3 separate regions of the Mus musculus genome follow, and regions 1 and 2 are each linked to region 3. The links are chromatin loops, found by intact Hi-C in ENCODE. Cell type or tissue: left cerebral cortex. All regions are shown on one strand.

What was found. A loop is a pair of places that touch in the nucleus more often than their neighbours do. Peaks named below come from ENCODE experiments on the same cell type or tissue, not always from the same donor. Only the 100,000 strongest peaks of a DNase experiment are listed, where the experiment ranks them.
Region 1: it touches region 3 in a loop (5-fold over the local background); 20 of 42 quality-filtered maps call a loop at or near these places.
Region 2: it touches region 3 in a loop (2.5-fold over the local background); 3 of 42 quality-filtered maps call a loop at or near these places.

Annotation. Positions count from the first base shown.
Region 1 is chr1:17,118,656-17,126,655 of GRCm38, forward strand. It overlaps Gm31982 (a long non-coding RNA gene), which reads right to left and starts at 5,913. Exons shown (of 4, transcript XR_865203.2): 1 at 5,858-5,913. Gm28783 (a long non-coding RNA gene) reads left to right here and starts at 1,942. Exons shown (of 2, transcript XR_373222.2): 1 at 1,942-4,624. In left cerebral cortex, CTCF peaks have their summits at 1,542 and 4,966 (motif pointing left); DNase peaks (open chromatin) are centred at 1,581, 2,403, 4,396 and 4,975; H3K27ac peaks cover 1,207 bases.
Region 2 is chr1:16,653,782-16,661,781 of GRCm38, forward strand. Eloc (elongin C) reads right to left here and starts at 3,084. Exons shown (of 4, transcript NM_026456.4): 1 at 3,041-3,084. D030040B21Rik (RIKEN cDNA D030040B21 gene) reads left to right here and starts at 3,771. Exons shown (of 4, transcript NR_037998.1): 1 at 3,771-5,997; 2 at 6,240-6,447; 3 at 6,774-6,868. In left cerebral cortex, a CTCF peak has its summit at 3,086; DNase peaks (open chromatin) are centred at 3,316 and 4,780; H3K4me3 peaks cover 1,893 bases; H3K27ac peaks cover 1,568 bases.
Region 3 is chr1:16,436,959-16,444,958 of GRCm38, forward strand. It overlaps Stau2 (staufen double-stranded RNA binding protein 2), which reads right to left. Exons shown (of 14, transcript NM_025303.3): 5 at 3,365-3,500. Among named protein-coding and RNA genes, the nearest start is that of Stau2, 78 kb to the right of the region's middle. In left cerebral cortex, a CTCF peak has its summit at 3,439 (motif pointing right); a DNase peak (open chromatin) is centred at 3,458.

The DNA of each region.
Region 1 (8,000 bases), 680 kb after region 3:
GTTGCTGATAGTACACATTGAACTATATATATATATATATATATATATATATATATATATATATATTACCAGTATATGTATTGTGGTGTGTGTGTGTGTGTGTGTGTGTGTGTGTGTGTGTGTGTGTGTGTGTATTGAATCCAGGCTCTTATACATGCTAGACAAATGTACTCCCACTTAGGTATAGCACCAACCTGTATTGTCATTTGTTCTGAGTGAGCAGACAGATAAGAATGAATTATGAGTGATCTAATCCAAAGCAAATGATAATGAGAAACTTTGATGCTCTGAAAAGGCAAACAAATATTATTTTTCTGCCTTTAATTTTTCAACTGATTATAGTTTTCCAAGAAATCTACAAAGTAGTTATTTATCACTTCAACTTAATAAAGACGTGAAGGCTTAATATGACTCTATAACTGGACTGTGGCCTAGTGGGCATTCAAACTCAGAGCCTGTGTTTCTTTTCTTTTCTTTTCTTTTCTTTTCTTTTCTTTTCTTTTCTTTTCTTTTCTTTTCTTTTCTTTTCTTTTCTTTTCTTTTCTTTTCTTTCTTTCTTTCTTTCTTTCTTTCTTTCTTTCTTTTCTTTGTTTTTTTGAGACAGGGTTTCTCTGTGTAGCCCTGACTGTCCTGGAACTCACTTTGTAGACCAGGCTGGCCTCGAACTCAGAAATCTGCCTGCCTCTGCCTCCCGAGTGTGGGATTAAAGGTGTGTGTCACCACGCCCGGCTAGAGCCTGTGTTTCTTAATTCAACAACCCACTGCACTATATACAATTCAAGTGGAATTTGTGGAAAAGTAAAAGAAATATGTAGGAGCATTTTAACTCTCTGTGATGGTTTACCAGGTGAGTCCAAGCATGGAGGCTTAAGGGTGATGAAAGATTTTTCCAGGTGGTAATGAAGAGCAGTTAGTAGTTAAATCAGAATCTCTCTTCTCTGGTGTATCACCCAATGCATTTTGTAATTGGTTATTTATGTGTCTAAGTTTTTTATTTAGGAAACATGTATACAGTTACTCCCCAGGAGCCATTTCCCTGTACCCTGTACCCTTGTACCCTTAATTAGGGTGTTTGTAGCTTATTGGTTGCTCCCTTCACATCATAGGAATGTCATTGGAAGAGTGGAGAGACTGAGGTTGCACATAGGTGAATGGAAAATCTTGAAGCCTTCTGGCAACATGTGAACATTCCCAGAACCCAACAGTGCAAAAGTCAACATTTGCCATGATGAGCAATGGAGTTGTTTCCTCTTCAGCCAAGCTGAGATGACCAATGGAATTGTTTTTCCACCCTTTGCTGTGTTTCCACTCCTCTTTGAAAATCCTTGTTTAGGGTAGTAGTGGGGTGCTAACAGCACACATTCTAAAGCAGGGTGGCATTACTGAAAGATTTGATTGCACAATGCGCATTTGTCTGGAAAAGCTTAGGAATGTTTCATTTTAGCTTTCCTCTTGATAGAATCTATTTGTATCTCTGGGTTTATCCCTGTAGACTTGGAGGGAGTGGTGAAAGATGAACGGGCAGTGCTCAGCCACAAGGGGAGAAAAACGTCATCCAGCCCTTAGAATAGCAACAGCAATAAATATGGGCATGCAGTTCTGCTGCTGAGGCTGGAAAGGCAGGCCGGATCGCATTTACACACCCAACAGGCCTGCTTGGCTGAGACGACTTTGTCAGAATCATGCACAAAAGTCGATGCCTCCTTGGATGTTTGCTTTCTGAGCTGTGACTCAGCAAAGAAAAGAGAGCTCAGAGCACAGAGCCCACCACAGAATCTCTAGAGGAGATTCCAGCACCCTTCTGGCCCCAGGGGGACACTCTGAATTGACTTTAAAAAAAAAATGGATGTTTTATTTGTTTGCTTTTCAAATGTTATCCCCTTTCCTAGTTTCCCCTTGGGAAACCTCCCTCTCCCTGCTTCTATGACAATGCTCCCCCACCCACCCACTCCTGCATTCCCACCCTGGCATTCCCCTACATTGGGGCACTGAGTCTTCCCAGGACTAAGTGCTTTTCCTCCCATTGGTGTCTGACAAGGCCATCCTCGGCTACTTATGTGGCTGAATTGACTTTTGGGATAGCTGGCTCAGGGCTCTTGAAAGCTGAGTCCAAAGCTTCCCTACACATTGGTCTGAGAACTTGATGTTATCCACAGCTGCCCCAGCCATCAAGGTGCATACGTAACGGAGAAGGTGGAAATGAGGGCTCTTGTTGGTCATCAGTTATTTAAAGAAAGCCCATTGGATTTCAGCCACTGATTGAACAGAATCAGCATCTTTGCTCTGGAAGGTCCAAGAAGAACATGGCCCTCTTCTTTGGCAGCTCCTTGTCTTTCTTTCTCAGCCAGCACCAGCTATTTCTGGGACCTGCTTACTTTAACTTGTGCACCCATGTTCATAACTGTTCTGCTTTCACTCGCAGCTTGGCCATATGTGGCTGTGGTTTTATCATCTTTACTTTCTTCTGCTACTTGAAATTATCAAGACGAGGCATCTTTATAGCCTGCACATAGCAGGAGTCGTAGGCTGCAGCTTTCAGGCTAACCCAGGCAGCCAGTTCTCACCATGTGCCTCCAAAACCAAAGCATCACCTGAATCGGACCTCTTCTCTTTTTCTGTTAAACAGCTCTGCTCTGAAATGAGAAAGCCAAGCTCCTTCTCAGTGTGATCTTTGTGGTTCACCGATCTCTCAAACCTCTCTTCACAGGGAAGTTCTGGAAGCAGGCTCCCCTTGACCACATGACACCTATTTCTCTTACAAAGCCGCAGTAGGCAAAGGCTCAACCCTGGACTGTCATGTGTCTCGGTTACAAGCTGAGCATTATTTATGTCCATCTCTTGTCTATAGATCACAATATTGTTGTTGACTTGAAAAATATCATAGTTAAAAATTAAGGAAAAGTGCTTTGGATACAGACTCATCATGAAATTCAGCTCTGTATTTTGGTATCCTGGTTAGCTTAGCTCTGTGGGATCTTACTAAGACCCACAAGGTGAGCGGAACAGGTTTTTATAGCACTAGCTCCTGTGTTTATTCTGTCAACAGCCCTTGTGACATAAGGTGGCTAAGAAAAAATCCTGCCAGTGAGTTGAAGTTCATGCCAAAGGGACAGAGATGACTATTTGATGCCCAGAATCTACACAGTCTCCTCCTTTCCTATTTTTATATTCACGAAGCAAAATCAAGCAATGCTCACAACATTAGCACTTTCTCTAAAGCTATGTTTCTGAATTTTTAAGCCCCTTTCTCATATGCCTAGAGACAGTGAAGACACAAATTTAGCTCCCCACCTTCTATTTAGCAACAAAAAAGAATACCAAAGATATTTGCAAAATAAATTCTGGTGTATTATCGAATACTCTAAATTTGAATTGCAGAGGCATGTACTAAATGATCTTCCATCTCGGGAAAGATCCCCTTAAATATAAAAAGGGAAATGATAAGAGTGCCCAAGAAGAGTCTCTAAGTCACTTACTGGGAAATAGTAAGACATAGGCACATTCCTGGTGTTGTGTAGTTATGAGGTCAGGATACTTAAAATATACACAAGTACATTTTAAATTAGTAGGAAAATACTTTAGGAAACAACTAAATAAAAGGTACATTTTAAAACATAGGCATGAAAAAAAATAAGTAAAACATAGGCATTAAATACCCCTATGGAATGCACCTGTCCCAAGATTGTATCTGACATATCTCAGAGACATTCACAGTTGCAATCACCTATGAATAGGTCTCCTAATATCAAAACAACACAGGGAATGTGTACTAACCCTGATCTTACTAGTTTTATGACAATAGTAGAACACATTGGAAAGAGATTTTCTCCATGTTCCTGATGTCTCTTATCTTCATGTCATAAGTGACATTATAGAATATTAATACAACCACCATGGGTGTTTGTATAATAATCTACTAAACCAAGCACAAAATGAAGAAAGGAACTCACAAGGAGCTATAAGTAGCATCCTGGGATTTTTATTCTTTGTTGCCTTGTTATCTATTTTTGTTAGAAACTGTAATACTTTATAGTGATTCACATTATTTTAAGTGTGTTTTTGAAAAGTATAAATAGCTGAAATTTATTTAGAAATAACATCTGTTGTTTTGTTTTGTTTTTTTGAGATAGGGTCTTGTATTTGGCCTTGGAGTTGTAGTGATTCTCTTGCCTCTGCTTTATGAGTACTGGGGTTGCAAGTGTATGCCACCATGCCCAGTTTAGACTTTATAAATAAAAAGTTTCAAAGTCTAGCTGAAGTGCACGATAGAGTTGAGCCGACACCATGGTGTGAGCGTGAGTATGATCATGTAACCATGGAAACCAAGCCAAGAGTGTGTGAGTGAGTATGATAAGGTAGAAGCCCTGTGAAGTAATGTGTGAACGCCTTAGTTATGATTGGTTAAAATTAGCTTAAAAACCCTGGTCTGGCACTGTGACACACTCACTCAATCCTGGAGGCCAACAGAGATGCTGAGAATTGAGTCCACTGGAACGCTTGCCACCAAATGAGAACAAGCCCGCTCCATGCGGACCCAGCTCCAGCAAGATCCAAGAAGGAGAAGTCTCGGACCTTACCTGATGCTCCATCATTGGGCCAGGCTACAACATCAGCCAGACAGGAGGTTAGTGAAGCGTGTGTGTGTGTGTGTGTGTGTGTGTGTGTGTGTGTGTGTGTGTGTGTAGGAGTGTGATCCCATTTCATCACTTGATTATTGCTACTTATAAATAAATAAGCTGTTATAACCAAACCTCTGAGTCTGGGACTTCCTTTTTGCTTGTCATTAATCCCGATTCACGACAGTTTCACAACAGTTGGCATAAATCGGTAGCTGGGAAATAGCTGGGACCCTGCTTAGCAGCCTTCACTTAGCCGCTTAAGCAGTCGTTTAGGTCATGCTTTAATTTGCGGACATGCTAGAATTCGGACATGCTAACAGCCATTTAGCAGCTGCATACCACCACCTAGTGTCTCCGCTTTAAATTGCGGGCCATTTACCAGGCGGTAGAATTTAGTTATGCTCCTAGTCTGAAGCAGAGAACCTCTGGCCGTGAAGTCGAACGTCTATGATGTCTCCAAGGCAACTCTGATCCGAAAGGTGATGAGGAAGAGTGGGTAAATAGGCACAGACAAGTAGACCAAATAGCCAGTGGGGAGCCTAGTCTGTACTCAGCAGACACTGGCCCGTCTTATGACGCCTTGAAGCCAACTCTGATCCAAAAAGTGAGGAAGAGCAGGTAAATAGTGCAGACAAGTAGACCAAAGGAGCTAGGAGAGCCTGGGCCCATCACCTCAAAGCCAACTCTGATGCTCCCAAGGGATCCAGGTTGGAGGAAGAGCTGAGGGTGAGGGTAGAAGCCTCTAAGTCGAATGAGGGAGTGGCTGGCAAAAAGACTAGTGAGATGGGCAGATAAATTATTTAATGAATTATTGAATAATCCACTAAGAAGTAATATCACCTGGTATTTTAAAAAGAAAACAATAAAGGCACTGTACCACGTAGCTATAAACATCTCGAGCAGACTAAAAAGGCTCATCAAGGGTATGAAAAAGATAAAATTAGAGGACGTAGAAGCCTCTGACTCGGTGGAAAGAGCTTGGCAGGGTACTAACCACATAGTTAAGAATAAGACTAAGTGCAAGGAAGTTAAAACTGATGTCCCATCGACAGCAGTACAGCAGGTGGAACTTATCATAGAGCACCACAAAAAGGAGTACCTAGTATACTCATGAAGACTATAGTCGATTTGGATAAGTCGATTTGACTTATGGTCAAAAGGCTAACCATGAATATCACAAAACGACGGACTCCAACCCTTTCAAAAATGCCCTAGAGTCAGGACCAGTGTGTCACTACCTGTGGGAAGCCATTCCGAACTCCCTGGCCAGCCCAGGCCGCACCCTAAGATGGCACCTGACAGAAATCTGTGCCAGGCAGTAAACAAGCCCATATTTGGTGGATGACTCGCCCTTAATCCCTGATTGGCTGAGCAAGCCTGCCTGGTGAGGTGATGTGACCTGCAGTGATTGGTTGAGGCGTGGTTGTGGCTTGAGCGCATAAAAAACGCTTGTACCTGAGGCTGGAGGCTCCGGGGAGTTGAAGAGAGAAGCTGTCTGAATAAACTGCATTAAGAACTGGTGGTTGCGTTTTCCTTGCTGGTCGAGGCGGACGCAACAACTACCAGTGACAGCCTCCGGGCTTCTGATGCGGGTAAGAGTTCCAGACACGCTGGCCCCACAGAGATGATAATGGAAACCAGAGCGTATACCCCACAGGAACTTAAAGAACTTAGAAAGGATTATGCCCAGAACGACATGAAAAATGCGCCCTACATAGTAAGACTGTAGGAGAAGGGAGCAGATACAATAACATCAGACCAAGAGATGAGCAAAATTAGGAACATGGTGGAAAATCCTGTCATGTTCAATGCTCTAGAGCACATTTTAGACAGTACCCAAGGAGATTTATCCAATCATCTACTGCATGATTGGATAAATGCAGCTTGGAGATATGCGTTCTCCTCCTTAGATATAACTAAGTTTGAGGCCTCAGCAAAATGGAATAATTCACAGGAAGCAATCAGTTAGCAAGAAAATTAGGAGTACTCTACTTCATTTACAATCAGGTACCCGCCCCACAGGCAGCACCAATATTGGCCCAGCTTAGGAAAATCCTGTTAAAAGGAGCTTCATAACTTCTCAGGATGGCCTAGCAGGACCACTGCAAGAATGCCAAACTATGGCAGATGCCATAGACTTCTTAAGATCATACAGAGAGTTAGACTCAGAGAAGGCAGTATCCCTACCCATAAAAGGTAAGAAATTTAACAAAATGAGGAGAAGGCTTAAAAATCTAAGAGCATTTGGAAGGAGAAATACCAACCTCCCAATTAGATCAGGACCAAGCAAACCATGGAATCCCACCAGACACTTGTTTGGGCAAGTTCCTCATAGGCCCTTTTAGGGCAAAGGGGGCCCAACAGCTGAGGGCCCCCTTACCCAGGATTCAACAACCAAAGGCCAAATGTAGGGGTGAGACCCATGAACATGCTGCCATTCAGGAACAACCTGAAAGGACAAGGATGTCTCTTTCAACCTCAGGGATGCAACATCTAAAACCCAGAATAGCACTACCCATCATACTCCGATGGCACCACCAAAGTAGTTAAATGGCTGTTGGACATGGGTAGTGAAATTAACATATATGCCCTAGATGAAGTACGGATATTGAATACAGGCAAGATTAAAGGCTACATAGAAGTAGAGGGAGTTGGAGGCAAAGTCATAACCCCCATAACTATATTAATATTGCAAGTATGTGATAAAAACTATGAACTTGATTTCGTTCTGTGCAGTGCCCCAGAAAATGTCATAGGGATACCTATAACATACAAATTATTTCTGAAATTTTTGAATTATAAAAGAATACCAAAGATACCATTGGCTACAGTCAAAATCCCACAGGTAGAACTACGTAAAATGCCACCCTCTTTCATACCACAATAGGTATGAAGAGGTGGGATAGAGGAAGTAAAGGACACCATTCAAATGTTATTAAAAGAAGCTATTATAGAACAAACACAAAGCTTTAACTACAACAGCCCCATTTAGCCAGTAAAGAAACCGGATGGCAAATGGAGATTCACGGTAGATTTATGGAACATAAATAACCTATCAGAGTAGATGCCTGGACAATTACCAGATGTATCAGACAGGTGGCACCTAAATGGTTAGCCACCACAGAGCTATATATAGAAGCAGACATGTTCTTTGGCATTCCCCTACATCCCAACTCTAGAGAAATCACCATATTCTCATGGGAAGAGAAGCAATATCAATTTACTAGAGTTCTACGAGGATACAAAACCAGCCAATTATAGCACACAATGCTTTGAGTTGGGCTTTAGATTCATTCCACACAACAGAAGAAGTAAAAATCTTTTCATATGTAGATGATCTCCTATTGATAGCAAACAACAAACAAATAATACATAAAACAA
Region 2 (8,000 bases), 220 kb after region 3:
AATAAGTTAAAGGTCCCAGAGCCTTGCATGTTCTAAAATCTGTCTGCTTCATCCCTATTCTATCACCAATCTTCAAGAAACCCCTCCCAATTCTGAGCTAGGTCTTGGCTGTCCTTGCACTATGTAGATCAAGCAAACAGCCCTAAACTCAAGATATTCTTCCTATCTCTGCTGGGATGAAAAGTGTTTAAGGCTTTGGAAGAGGCTCATAATCAAGCAAGACACAGGTCTAAGATCCTAACACGGGAAAGCTGAGAAAAGAGAACCAGGTCAAAGACCTGCCTGGTCTACCAAGGTGAGACTCTGCCCCAAACATAAAAATCAAAGCAGTACATTAAATTTCACCTGCTTTCTTTGATCAATCTAACACTACCCATTTGATATTTTCCAGTTTAAATATTTAAATATCATCTAAAAGATACAGTTCCCATTTTGTCCTCCCTAGTTCTATACCTACTCTGAGTGCCAGTCAGAAACATCTAATTTGTCTTCTTAGATCAGGCTGGCCTCAAACTCACAGATCCACCTCTGTGATTAAGATGTGGGCATGCTCTGCAGATCCTGTCTTACTGAGTTATCAAGCTAAGTCCCACAGAGAACTCCTGATAAACCTGTCAGAAACCAATGTTCCCTCCCTTCTGTCTTCTGACTTCAGTAAATGGCACTACTGTTCACAAGGTGATTAGCAAAGGCAAAAGCTTTTTTTTTCCTGTTCTAGGAATGAAAGACAAGATTTGGTTTTAATTTATATTTCAAATCAGATGACGTTCTACCGATTTGAACTCTACATCTTTAGATCAAGCTAACTGTATTTTAAATGGACTATTTTTTTAAGCTACTACACCTGAGCATGGTGGTGTACACCTTAAACCCCAGCACTCAAGAAGCAGAGGTAGTTGGATCTGAGTTCTGGGCCAGCCAGGTCCACAAAGTGAGTGCCAGGTCAGGCAGGGCTGGCTATAACCTTATCTGGCATATGTTCCAAGCATTTGTGTCCTTGGAATTTCCTGACTAGGTCAAGTTCACTCACACTTTAAGGCCCTTGCGTTTGCAGTGACTGCTGTGGGAAGCTCTTCCTTTAAACCTCCCTATGATGTTTCTAGCTCAAACATCAAATCCCAAGGGTCTTTCCCTGTCCAAGGTCTTATTGATGTATCCCCTCCCCCCACTTTCTTTTTTATTGAGGGAGAGTCAACAGGGCTTTACTGGACCTCTTGGTTGACCTGGAACTCTTGTCAATCCTTTGCTTGTTTGAGCTTCCTGAATATTCTGAATAAAGGTTTACAGGTTTCTGACATCATGCCTATTTCTACACCAAAAACTGTGTGTGTAAATTTTCAAGTATTGGATGTCTTTGTCTTACTGTACTTAGTAAACTATCAAAGCATTTGGAGTCTATTAACATATCAAAGCATACATGCAAAGACTTTCCTATTACATTCCAATCTGACATACACCCCTGCACAAAACCCCAATCTTTCCCTGAAGCAATAAGACGAAGATCTGCGCAATTTCTTAAGAACTTAGTATACAGAGAAGTAAACTATCACCTTGCTTCTATACCATTGCCTATGTACACTGCAGCATTCCTATCTTATCTAGCAATGAAGCAGATTTTCTCCATTTGAAATAGATACCATCTGGGTGTGGTGATCTACTCCTTCAATCCCAGTGCTTGGAAGCCAGAGGCATACGGGCCATGCAAGTATACATGGTCGAGTTTCAGGCTAGCAAGGGCTACAAGTCTCAAAAAAGAAATGGATTTTTTTAAAAAATAGCATTATGAGGTAATAAACCAACATTTCTTGTGTGTGTGTGTGTGATGCTGGAGAACCAGCCCAGGGTCTCTGGACATTAGGCAAACATGCTACATCAAATTACCGACCCAGTCTGGTAATTAGAGAAATATCATATGAAGGATGAGAAGCCATTTATAAATTAAATAGGGGGATGAAGATATGGAGTAGTGGCACACAAGAGTGCGGACTCAGTGTAGTTGAGGTCCAAGGTTAATCCAAGCAAGTTGAAAAGATAAGAGCCAGCATGGCGGCTACACCTTTAAAACTAACAACTGGGAGATAGGCCTGGTGGGCCACACATTTAGACCAGACGAGTTACTGAGTACAACTTCCATGTCATCCAAGAGTACTCAAAAAATTGATAAATAGAAATATAGAAACCCCAAATTACTATAAATTAACAAACATCCATGATATAAAACCACAACAGTTTACTCATCACTGAAGATTAAATCCACTTGTGAACTTCGACGGCTTAATAACACATAATATAAACGAGATCAAGTATTTACCATCTTAGACCACTTAACAGAAAATAAAATTCAATTTGGGACTAAGAAGCAGATCTGGTAGTATGGACCAAGTTGTAAAACTATTTCAATTGCTTTCTACACTAGAAAGTGCAGAGTAGGCATGCTTGCACTAAATGACAAAACTTTCATGCTCACAAAACTGAAGAGTTCCTTAAGGGAAACTAAATAAATGGGCACTGTACCTGGCACTAGATAACTCCTTTCAGGCAAAAATGAGAGGTAGATAGATGCACAAATGAGCCAATGTACCCAGCCAGGCAGAAATTACCCAAGTTGTCCAGAAGGTAAACTTTCTTTCAGGGTCCTATAGCTTAAAGCGGCGAGGGCTCTCTCCTGGGTCTAGCGACTGATTTTAACAGTAAAACAAATACAAGCGCACATGAGGTAGGCAAAACGGAAAAGCGATCCGGCTGCCATGCTCTTAACTCCACCCTCCCCGCGCTCAGCCTGGAGGAGGCCCAGCCAGCCCGCACCTCCTGTCCTCTCCCCTTTCCAGACCCACCGAGCTGAGCTAGTTAAGGTCCCGCCAAACTCCTCTCCCCTCCCCCAAGCCAGGAGCTGGGGAGGCCGGAGAGACTCAGAGCTTCCGTTCCTTCCCCGCCCAGACGGGAAGGGGTGAGCAGAGGGATAACTAAAGCATCCAGTCCCAGCCGCACTAACTCTCCTAGCGAAATCAGATCCCGATTCCCACCATAGCCCGACACTCACTAGCCAGTCCCGCAGCTACCGCAGCCGTAACCCCACGTACCGCCACAGCCCCTATTCAGGGCCGCCCCCCTCCCACCCCCAGCGGCCTACCCCTGTGGGTTCCGGGGCACAGAAAGGAATTACTTCCGTCGCGTCACAGCCGCTTTCTGTAACGCGCGGGAGACTGGTACCTGGCAAGGCCGAGACGCGATCTGCCGGTAACTTGCGTCTGGAGGAAGTGCGTTGTGGGCAGTAAAACAGGCCCATTTAAGAGACATCGCTACCAAATCCCAACCAATGAGATGCTAGGACTTCTTGGTTCCCAGAATGCAGCGCCATCCGGATCCAATTTCTGCCGAGAAAAGCTGAGCCGGCGAGGCAGCAGTGCATTCTGGGATATGTAGTTTCTTACAAGGTTTCGGCTAGTGTTTGGTCCGAAGTGACACTGCATCTTGGGACTTGTGGTTTTCTGTGTAGCGCTGAAATTTTTGATGTCTTTAAAGCTTGTCTCAACCTCTTTGTTTAAAGTAATACACATCAACGGGCATCTTAACAAGCTCCCAATGTGTTTGCCTCATTTCCTCTCTTCCCGATATAGGTCAGTGTTTACTGAAATATGCCACGCCCACCCGTCCAGTTCTCGCTGCCTATCACCATTACTTAAATCAGGGCCCATTATTTCTGCTCCTCACCTCCCCAGTTCCACGCCCCCCTCAACCAAACCTTTTCATTGGCTTTTCCGTGGTTACCTAGGCACCTTTCCTAGAAAGCTGAAAAGCAGCTCAGTTAAGTTTCCTCTCTGCTGTTTTCATGGAGTGGGCTTGAAAACCTAGATTCAAGATACTCAGTTAATCAGTCGCAGCTGTGTAATAGTATCCCACAAAAGGAAGTATAGTATGTATGTGCTATTTGGAATTTCTGAAACTTCTCAAAGGGTTTTGTTTTTGAATTTTTGAGACAGGGTATTTCAGTGTTACCCTGGAACTACGAGTCCCAGACTAGCTATGTATTTGGGGACAATTCTATCTCCTTCCTTAGCCATCAGGCACAGTAATTTCCCTATGTAATCCTTGGCTGCCCTCCAACTCCAATTTATAATTCTGTTTCAGCCTCAAAGTGTTGAAACGACAGGTGTTGCCTACCATGGGTTGCTCTGAAAGTGTTTGTCTGTTTGTTTGTGTTTGTGTTTTTGCTTTATTTGATTTGGCAGCTATGTATGCTTTTATGGAATTGAAAGCAAAAATATAGCTGCGGCCTTGAATTAATTTTCAAAGGCTTTGGAGAAATAATGAAAGTGTTTTGGTTGTATCCATAATTCAAAGTAGTTTCATAGTAAAAGAGGCATTTGGTAGCAGAAGATAAAACTAAAGAAAAAAATATGAAAAAACTAAGTGAGACCTGAGTCTCCCTTTAGGCAGTAAGGGTGGGCCCGACTTCCATCGTATATCTTGACTAAAGAACCAAGGATAGGTTCATGCGGCTGGCTCAGGATTCCGTTGGTTTGTTTTAAGATTTATTTGTTTGCTTTTTAAATTTTATTTGTTTTTTTTTCTTTTTCTTTTCTTTTTTTTTTGTTTCTGTTTTTTGTTTTGTTTTGTTTTTGTTTTTGTTTTTTTGAGGCAGGGTTTCTCTGTATAGCCCTGGCTATCCTGGAACTCACTCTGTAGACCAGGCTGGCCTTGAACTCAGAAATCCTTCTGCCTCTGCCTCCCAAGTGCTGGGATTAAAGGCGTGCGCCACCACGCCCGGCATAATTTTATTTGTTTTTAAGATTTATGTATTTATTTATTATTTGTGTTTTTATGTATGAGTGCTCTATCTGCATGCCAGAAGAGAGCACCAGATCCCATTATAGATGGTTGTGAGCCACCATGTGGTTGCTAGGAGTTGAACTCAGTACCTATGGAAGAAAAGCCAGTGAGCATTTAACTGCCGAGACATCTCCCCAGTCCCATGGATTCCTTCTAAAAGGACACAGAAAAGGGAACTAGGTCAGACAACTGCGATAGGTTTTTGGTTGGGTCTTTTTTGTTTGTTTGTTTCTCTGCTACTGGTGAAATGAATCAATTCAAGCCAGAGTGAGATGATATTAAGTGCAGGATTATTGGAAGTTGCTCTCTGGCCCCAAGGACAGAAGCCAGAGAGGAAGGAAGAGAATTGTACATATTCTCTGCTCACTCCTTTTCCAGTTTCCTTCCCGTTTGAGGGTATGAGAAATGGCTTGAGATGACTTTGGCAAGCTTTGATCTTCAGGTACTCTTGCTCCGTTAAGCTCACCAAGAGCTAAGAAAGGCTCTGTAACTCTCAAAGCAATCAGTACCACTAACCTAACCTGTTTTGTATCACTAATTTTAAGTGTCTTTCTGCTAAAGCTCAATGTTACTAGTAGATTTCCTATAGATACACATATGCCAACCCTAGCCATGATGCTGATGTTGTTTTCCATATTTTGAGGTTGGAAGCTGGTTTTGTTTTGTTCAAAGAGTGACCTTCTGTCTAATATGGGGCCTGAACTCTCAGCTATTAGCACCCCCCCACAACAAAGTCAGGTATTAAGGACAACCCCCCCCACACACACACACAGAGTTTCTCTGTGTAGCCCAGGCTGTCCTGGAATTCACTCTGTAGATCAGGCTGGCCTTGAACTCAGAAATCCACCTGCTTTTGCCTCCCAAGTGCTGGGATTAAAGGCACGTGCTACCACTGCCCAGCAAGGACAAACTCTTATATTAATAAACCTTCGAAGTATTTTTCCTTAGCACCCTGTATTAGTCAGGATTCTCTAGAGTCACAGAATTTATGGGTAGTCTCTATAGTGAAGAAATTTGTTATGATGACTTACAATTTGTAGTCCAACTCAGCACTTCTGTGAATGGGAAGTCCAAGGATCTAGTAGTTGCTCAATCTCACAAGAAGAACACCATGCCAAGATCCAGATCAGAAACTTCTATCTCCCAGCCTCAAGGTCAGGATCACAGGTGAGCCTTCCAATTCTGGATTGTAGTTCATTCCAGATATAGTCAAGGAATAGCCATTACACCCCACAACCACCACCACCACCACCACCAAAATTAGGAACAATCATGCCTAGAAGTACTCTGTACCCTTTTGTACCAGCCATCTTTATGATCGATTCTGAGCATGTCCTCAAGTGTGTCCTGTTTTTGTTTTTGTTTTTAAATTAGATTTATGTGTACAAATGTTTTGTCTGCATATATAGCAGGTGCATGCCCAATACTCATGAAGATCAGAAGAAGGCATTCTATGGTTCTGAAAATTGCCGAAAGAAGACTCCAGACTCAGATAGTCTTCAGAAACAACCAGCATGTGAGGGGTTGGGAGTGTCAACCATTCTTTGAAATGTTGACCCCCAGACAAAGGTGCACAAGCCTTCTTATAGGGAACCAGGAACTCTCTAGAGGAACTAGGTAATCTAAAATTTCATTGGTGGGTGCTAGGAGATCACAGGTGGTCAGTGGCCTGCATTCCTATGTCATGAATATTTAGCTATAGGATGGGATAGGGCTGCCCAGCACAGATGGCCCATTCTGAGATAAGATATTTCCCCATTTTTGTAGTTATCCCCAGGCTGCTCTATGGGAGGAGGGTTTATGATCTTGTTCTGGATTTTATGGTCTGTCCCTGGAGCTGTCATCTAATGACCTAGTTTCTGGGACTGATGTCTTATTGTTCTTTTTTGAAATCAGGCCTGGTCCTTAAGTGGAGACAAATGGGGTTTATGTTGTGCTTTCAGCATCAGATCCCCTGATATCGGAGTTATGAGTTACAAGTGATTATGAGCCACCATGTGGATGCTAAGAATTGAACCCAGGTCCTCTGTAAGAACAGGTACTCTAAATTGCTAAACCATGTCTCCCATAAGGCTCCCCAATATAGCTGAATAGTCAGTTTTTATAGCCAGAAAATGTGTGTGGCAAAGATGTCTGCATTAATTATGTCAATCTTATGAAAACAAAGGACTGTCCATCTTTTGAGTTTGTCTTTCATGCAAATGCAGGACCATGGGTGCATCAAATTGGTAGTCTCTCATTCAAACGGAGCACAGTGTTAGTACTGATCTTAGACTTTCTGTTGGCCCACCAGGAGAATTGCACTTCTGGTCTAGGTGAAAATGGCTTCAAGGTCATCTAGAGTTCATTGAGGCTTGAAATGGCAAAGAGCCAGGTGTAAATTGAAATAATCATGACTAGAATAGTGCCTTCTGGAGCCAGAGTTGTGCTTTGGCAGCACACAGCTGTTGCAGTTTCTTCAAGGCCTTTATGTGTTAATAGAAGCCTGAGAGTGTTTGGATGGCTATTTTTCTTGGTAAGCCTTTGTCCAAAGCATCCAGCGCTAGGGAATCTGCCAGGAGTTATCAACTGAGCCCACAAACACCTTACTGTTAAGTACTAAAACGCTGCACGGAGACCACCACCCACATATGCAGTTGGCAAGAGTGTTTTTATTTCTTGAAAGAAAGAAGCCTGCATGCAGGGGTCAGCCACTTACAAAAAGATGGTAAAGACAGACAAAGTTCTGCAGGCCTTTTTGTAGGAAACTAGGGGGATTTTAGCTAGGGTTAGGTAATCTAAAACTTCATTGGTGAGAGCCGGGTGATGTTACATGGGTTGTTTTCTGATTGGCTTGTGGTCAGTAGACTGCATTCTTGTGTCATGAATGTTTAACTACACAATGAAATACCCAAACCATATAAGGCTGCCCAGAACAGATGGGCCATCCTGAGATACAATACCTCCCCATCCTTGTGGGTATTCCCAGGCTGCTCTTTAGATGGGGGATTCTGTGGCCTTGTTCTTCTTGGAGCTGGTGCGGGGGTGGGTGAGTATTGTCAGTTCTGGGAAAGGATGGCTTTCCTCCTTTCCTTTTAAAGTTAGGCCTGGTCCTAAAATGAAGTTTATGCCATCCTCTCACCTTATTTAGAGGAAAAATAAGCATGGAGAGGATTACAGTATTTTGTATT
Region 3 (8,000 bases):
AGGATAGTGATTAAATTATATACAGCTATAAAATATCATAATAAATCTGTTGTTTTGCATAATTAGCATAATTTGCAAATAACCTATTTTGAAAAGAGAGAAAATATGAGCTAGGTATCGGGATGCCAGCCTGGACTACACAGAGTTCAATGTCAGCCTAGATAAGATTGAAGAACTCTCTCCACCTTCTCCCCAAAATCAGATAAAAAAGTGGGGAACTTAAAAATGAAACATATTACATGTATAAAATGGACTGTGTGCTCTTTGCTTGTTTCTACTGTACTGAAGCAGTAGCTAGCTCTAGGGATGCCAGGGAACCACAGGCCTAAAGGAAGAGCAACGGCACATAGTATGAAGAAGGGTAGGGTAAAGCTGTACTGCACACTCTGAGCTGAGAGCCAGGAAGCCTACTGGGGATGCCACAGTGAGAAAGAGAGACACTGGGAAAGGGATAGGGCTGGAGAGATGGAAAATGCCTGGCAAGCCAGACAGGCTGAGGGTATTAGCCAAGCTAGAAGGGGGGATGGGAGGTACTCTGAAAGCATCACCTAAGTGGGGACTAAATCAGAAATCATCCCATACAGGCCAACTCCAGGTAAGTAAGAAGACCACATAGAGCAGCTGTCAAAGGACATAACCTTCCAATGAGACATAAGGGCTTCCTAGCATAAAGTAAGACACACTGAGGAGGAGGAGGAGGAGGAGGAGGAGGAGGACGACGACGACGACGACGACGACAACGACGACGAGGGAGAAGAGGAGGAGGAGGAGGAGACACAGGAAGCCAGAGAGACTAGACAGGAGTTATTTACTTAAGAGTAACTCCTAAAAGAAGTAGTCAGAATTCGAACAGTACCATTTTAAATGGAAACCGTTAATTTCTACTACCAAACAAGGCACTACAAAGCATTAAGTTATATATAAACTAAATTATTATATTCTCTATACATCTGATTAGCAGTAAGTATATAAAACCTTAACAAAGGCATTACAAATACTGATCACATATCAAAGTTCTTATATATAATAATGAAATTGTAAGCCAGGTAGTAGTTGCCCATACCTTTAATATAAGCACTCAAGAGACAGAGGTAGGTGGGTCTCTGTGAGTTCAAGACCAGCCTGGTCTACAGATCGAGTTCTAGGATAGCCAGGACTACACAGAGAAACCCTGTCTCAAAACAAAACAAAACACAAAAGGAGGAGGAGGGCAATGAGGAGGAAGAAAAATTGTTTTTAAATATCAATATCAAAAGCTAATAAAATTATAACAAGACACAAAGTTAAAAGGCAAAATATAGGCAGAAAAATTACAAACAAAATAGATTGACTGTTAATAATGTTAACACAAACATTTGAAAACTAGTCAGGAAATGCAATAAAAATAAATTAAAACAGACAAATAAAAAGATACCTAGTAAGCACCTGAGGACAGCCCTGCTTGGGAGCAGTCAGCATCACAGAAAGCTTTAAAGATCACTTTGTAACTTTCAAGCAAAGTAACGTATTTCAAAATTCAGAGCTATAAAAATAGAAAATGCATTCTCAAATGCTATAAAAAATGAAAACCAGCATTGTCATGGTATTCATCCTCTGTACTTGGCTTTCTTCTATGTCCTGGACATTGCAAACATATAGAAGGGTATGTAGAATATTGAAAATTCCTTACTGTGACAATCCAAAAATAGATATTTCTGAATTTACAGAATGACTTTAGAACATTTCTTTTAAAAAATGAAAATTGCCAAATCCAATTAAAACTCAAGATTTTTTCCTCCAGAGGAAATTATTAAAATTAGTAAATATCTTGGTAACCTCTTTTAATGAAAAATTAGAACAGAATTGTAATATGGTTGAGTAATATATTATTCTTAATTGTAATATTCCTCCTGTAGTGATCTACATCTAGGAAATAACAGAGCTATAAACAATATTTGTAAATAAACATAATAAACCTATTTCTATGATGCTATTTATGTAGGGTATGTGTCTATAATCCCAGGGAAGGAGGTAGACACCAGCTCAGGTGTCAGAACAATGTACACAGGTGAAAATACACCTTGCCAGATGAGGCCATCTATAGCCAGCTCTAAAAGGCTCTAAAAGAACAATTATATGTCACATGGTCTCTACGCTGGGTGAAAAAAGTACCATATCGCACACACAGATTAAACAAGTTAAGAATCAGCCATACTATTCAACAATTAAGAAAGAGAGAACCCAGATATAAGCAGTATTAATAAATCTCAAAACAGAGCAAGAAAACCATCGGTTACAGTAAAAGAAGCCAGAGAGATTATGTGCAGCACATATTTATATGACAGAACTAATCTGTGGCAAGAGATTGAAGATCACTTCTGGCAAAGGGTGTGTTGTGAGCATGGAAATCTAAGGGAACCCTGCCATGATGGCAAATCCATCAAGACACACTTAGGTTAAAAGTCAGTGAAGAGAGAACAGATGCATACATACATGAGGTCATCAAGATATACACTGATGATCTGTGCATTTTATTGTACATATACACATGTATTACAGAACAACTCAATTTCCATTAAATATGTTTATACACAAAGAATAATTTAAAGTAAATCAAAATATTTACAGTAGCGAGCTCTAGGGTAGCAAGATATTTCTATTTCTTTACCATCTAGCATTTTCTACATTCCCTATGATTAGTTTTGTATAAGTTTTACAATAAGGATTGTGGTGGTTTGAATAAAAATGACCCCCATAGGTCTATAGGGAAAAGGCACCATTAAGAGGAGTGGCCTTGTTGGAGTAAGTTGCTGGAGGAACCATATTACTGACTCTTCCTGCTGCCTGTAGATCAAGATGTTTGTAAGCCAGCCCCAATTAATGCTTCTCTTTATAAGAGTAGCTGTGGTCATGGTGACTCTTCACAGCAATAGAACCCCTCACAAGAAAAGAGATCCTGTTTTTATTTTGAAATTTCTACACTCTTGTAAAGTTGCACTTGAACTATCACAACTGTGCCATATGCAACAAAGACTTAGTAAAGCCTCTCCAAAGAAGTTGCTATAAATCACAAAAATGCAAGGCCATTAACGCAGTCATCAAGTCAGGAAAGGCAGACACCAAGTGTACTGTGGTGAGGGAGTGAGAATGCTGCATGGCGGGTCCCGAGGCTTGTGTACATTAGCAAAGAAAGCTTCTGAGGCTACAGAGTTTTGTTTCTGTTCTGCCTTTAACTTCCAACACACTTGGTGAGTCTGGTTTATCTAAACTCCCAAGATGCCCAAGGTCAATTGTGTTCACAATGCAAATATCCTTAGAATGTCAAAAACGTCTGCAATATGCATAAAATAGTAAATAAGAACAAAACCAAAGAAGACATACAAACCTCTGATTGTACATGCCCCGGAAGTTGTAGTTAGCTCTATAATTTGGGAATGGCTTTGGATCTAGTGGCCTGTAGATGGCAGGCTCTCCCCTTTTCATAGCGAGCCCATTCAGTTCCACAGTTGGAGTTATACTACCTGTTTAAAAACATTAGAGATACACAGGTGAAACATTGTCACAACAAACCACACCAGCTAGACTTCAATTAGTAATCTCTGAAGGAGGGGGAGTGGAAGGCCTCTCCACACAGTTCTCTAATTAATATAAACAAAGTTTAAACTAAGTTTTAGCATTTTCTGTACTTAAAAAATTCAACTGTATAGTCATATTATTTAAAACCAAATAGTAACTAGTTTGGATATCAATTTTATAAATACCCCAGAAATGTATGCATATTTAATCATTAAAAATATCACCTGTTAATAATTTTATTTATTTATTCATTGCTAATCAAGGAAGTAAACATTAGCAATTAATACAGGGTTAGCAGTAATGCTTTGACTTATCTGATGATAATCTGTGGGTGAGACTTTCAAAACCTAAAATGCCATCTAATCCCAGGAAATACCAAAAAAACAAACAAAACCCATACAGTCAGTACCTATAAAACCCACCAATGTGCCACCAGATGCCTAAGCATCACAATATAAACCACTCAACAATAAAGCAGACCAGACCCGCTTGCTTTCACTCTCTTCCTTTCCTTGTTTACTTTTTAACATAACAAAACGGTGTGTATTCTGCCCTACCTTTCATTTAAGAAAATAAGATATAAGCATTTATTTGCTTTTTTTAAGCATAAAGCCAAAACTGAGATTTTATTCATAATTACACAAAAATTTCCGGGGGTGGGGGGGAGAGAAACCACTAAAATACAAAGGAAACACAATCTAATTGTGAACTGAGTTTGTGATTTAATGAGAAGGAAATTTTTAACTAATTTTTAAAAATACCAATGAGATTTACTCAAAAAAAAAAAACAGAACAAAACAATCTCAAACTGTTTTCCATATTCATATTACCAGAAGTATGAATTTTAATAGTAACATACTTTAAATTCAAATAAAATTAAACCAAAATAGAGACAAATATTTTTAAAGAAAAAAAAAAAACACAAGTGCACTAAAACTAAACTAAACTGATGGCCTTAACTGTGCAAGTTAATTATTTTAAACGACTTTAAAGACAGCAAAATATTTGTAGCCTAAAGAAAAGGAAATTGAGAAATATTTCTAGCAAACATGCTACTGATGTCAGTACTATTATTACATTATTATACATCCAAAGATAGGTGCAAAACAAATTAAAGTACAAATAACTGTGTTTATGTTAGAATCAGATAATGAAATGTAAAAATCAAATACATGAATTAATCTAAAATATGAATCAAACGTGTAAGTATCTGATGTATCTCTCTCTAAAAACAAAAAGCAGAAGAAAGGTGGTGAGACTGTGGCAGGCTGCTGGCGTAGTGTGCTCAGAGCCTTGGGTTTGATCCCAACGCCATCTGAAGCAGGAATGGTAGTACATGCCTGCAATCCTAGTGCCTGGAAGTATACAAGAAGAGCAGACATTCAAGCTCATCTAAGCAACACACTGACGTAAAAGCCAGCCTGGGCTCTACCACAAAAGTAAATATAAAAAAACTTTAAAGGAATATGGTATTTCCCAGCTCTATCTACTTAAGAGAGGCCAAGCAATGTGTTAGTAACGAAGGCAGCCAGCACATCGAGTGTAGCTTATAAGTGTCACTCCCCATTTAAAGCATGCACACTCCCACAGGAACATCCTTGGAGACATGGCGGATTCCAGGTCTGCACATGATGCTAATGAAGGGAAAGGATCAAACCCTTACCTTGCCTTTCCTGAATAAACCGTATTTGGAATAAGATGGTAAAAAAGAGGAACGTTCATCATATTAGCTGGGATTCCAGCAAAAGGAATGAAGTCCGCCCTCCCTCCCCCTCCCCCCACCAAAAAACAACCAACCACCAGTTTGTTAACTGGTGATAAAATACTAGATATTCTAGACAACAGCAGCACACTGCTACTGTCACCTATCCTAACGTTACTGGAACTTGCTAACTGATTAACTGGACCAATAGCACCAGAGGCCATGGATCAATCTTAAAATCAAGAGACCACCAGAAAATGTCTTCTGATCCAGTGCACCAAGGCGAGCATTGCCCACTGGGGAGCACTGCCAGGGACATCAAGCCTGAAGCCATGCAGCCTTGTTTTCAGTTTTAGGTCCAGAAAAGGCTCTACGACACACAGGTGGGCAGTTGGCGAAGACAGCATGCAGGAAACTACACAGAACTCACGACCCAGTCCAGCAAGCAACCTGCACGCAGAGCAAAGCTGGGAAAGCTCGTCTGTAGAGCAAAAGCAATAAGAAGATCTCTTCTATTCTTCACTAGAACAAGCCAACTCGGAAAGAAATGAACAGCAAGGAGAATCTGCACATTTTTAAATTATTAAAATTAGTATTTTCTTTGCTTGATACTGTGAAGAGCCTTTGCCTTAAAAAGTATTTTTTTATGACAAAGTAAAAACTAATTTGATTTAAAATATTCTAGGGTCAGATGCTTCTGCCTGTAACCCCAGTACTCAGAAAGCTGAGGCAGGAGGATGTGAATTCAGGGCCATAATGACTAGGTTGGGTGTCTTATCTCCCACATGTGTGTGTGCCTCAGGCAGCAGGTGACTGAGAGCTAAGACTAGGTGCATGAGCCCACCAGTGGACAGACAGCAGGGCCTTCCAATAGCTTCTACATAGGTGAAAAGGGTTTTGGAGGTGGTGGTTTGGCTTGGGTTTGGTTTTGGTTTTTTTGTTTGTTTTTTAATTTTGTAGCAAAAAGACACAATGTAACATTGGGTCAAGCTTTATTTTAAATATTAAAATAGATTATTTAATTAAACATATGTGCATATACATATATATGAAACCTATATATTGAGTGAAATTTAACAAAAAATCTGTACCATTTGTTTGAAATATGCCTTTTAGACTATCTACTTAATATTTCCTTTATTACTCAGAGTAGCAATTACTTATTTGATTAAATAGCAATTCAACTAGTTTAAATCCCTAAAATATATATATACACAGACACACATACATACATACATATATGATAGTAAAGAAAAGCGAAGGGAAAGGGAGGCTTTTTTTCTCTCTCCCTCTTTCTATGCGTTCCTGGGGGTAAAGGGAAATACACAGATGGCAGCATGAGCTCAGTGGTGTAGATGTGAAGACTCACATGATCCCCATCCTACTCAACAACATTCCATCATCTCAGGCCTCTCTCCAGGCACTACACAGCACCCTTAGCGACTCACCTGACTCCTGGTGTGACCAATCTGTTTGCATCTTCTTGACAGATAAAGAAACACCACTTTTGTCTTGCTTCTTTCTGCATTCATTGCATATATCAGGAGTTTTTAATATTTTATCATTGAATGAAATCAACAATATGTGTTTGTTTGCCTTACTAACAGTAAAGGAGCAGTATTTATGAGGTCATCTTGGATATTTCTAAATAGGCCACATGATGGTTACTACTCAGTGACTGTGGATACTGATCTAGAGGCAGGGGTGTGGGTCATCCAGCTGACTTCTTTAAATGTACAGGAAGCTGCCCAACAATCTTCCATAGACTTTAACAATAAAGTATAATCCGTGTCTTTAAGTTTACATTTCAAATGTCATAAGGATTTCAGTTTAACAAGTACAATATTTATCAGAATCAAGACTTATGAACTACTTGAATTAAATGGTTTTGTTTGTTTGTTTGTTTGTTTGTTTTGTTGTTTTGGTGGTGCTGGTGGTGTTTTGGTGGAAGCTGAATTGGTGGTGGTGGTGGTTTGGTTTTTGTTGTTGTTGTTGTTGTTGTTGTTTTTGAAGTGAAGCCCTGGCTGGCCTAAATTTTCAAATCCCTTCCTTATCTTCCAGAGTAAGTCATCATCCCAGAAAAACTTATGACATTTTGAATTCCTTTACATAATAACTATTCATCCACAAGTAGAAAAAAATTCAAATGGGGGACTTAAAAGACCCCACCCTAAAGCTAAGGCAATAAATAAGAATCCAATATATTTAAAAATCCCAAGTAGGGGCAGTTAATGTGAGGTGATGCACACACAGTACTGGGGTATACTACATCTACCGCATCACAAACTGTATGTTAGCATAGGTAAAGTATTCTAGCCATCTGACTTAAACGAAAGAAACTCATACAATGTCTGACTTCTCACTTCTGACTAGAAGCGAGAGTACTGCACTCTCCTCAGTGGTATTGGAAGCTGGATTTTGTGGAGCGGAAGCAGAAGGGAGCCTGTGGCACAAGTGAAAGAACCAGGCTCTCGCCACAGGAGCTAAGAGGAGCCTCTGAGAGATGGTCAGCTCTCATGTTCTGAGTGTGAGAGAATCCACTACACAAAGAGGATGACTACTCAAGGTTTCTCAGGTATTAGAGGCTATATGCTTGGTGCTGCAAACACATCTACACTGGGAATTCTTGGATTCTTTTTTAATATTCTCTATTTTATGTACAGGTGAGTGAGCAGTGGATGAGAGCGATGGCGCCACACAGCGTCAGAGGGTAACTGACACGAGCTGCTTCTCTCCTCCCTCC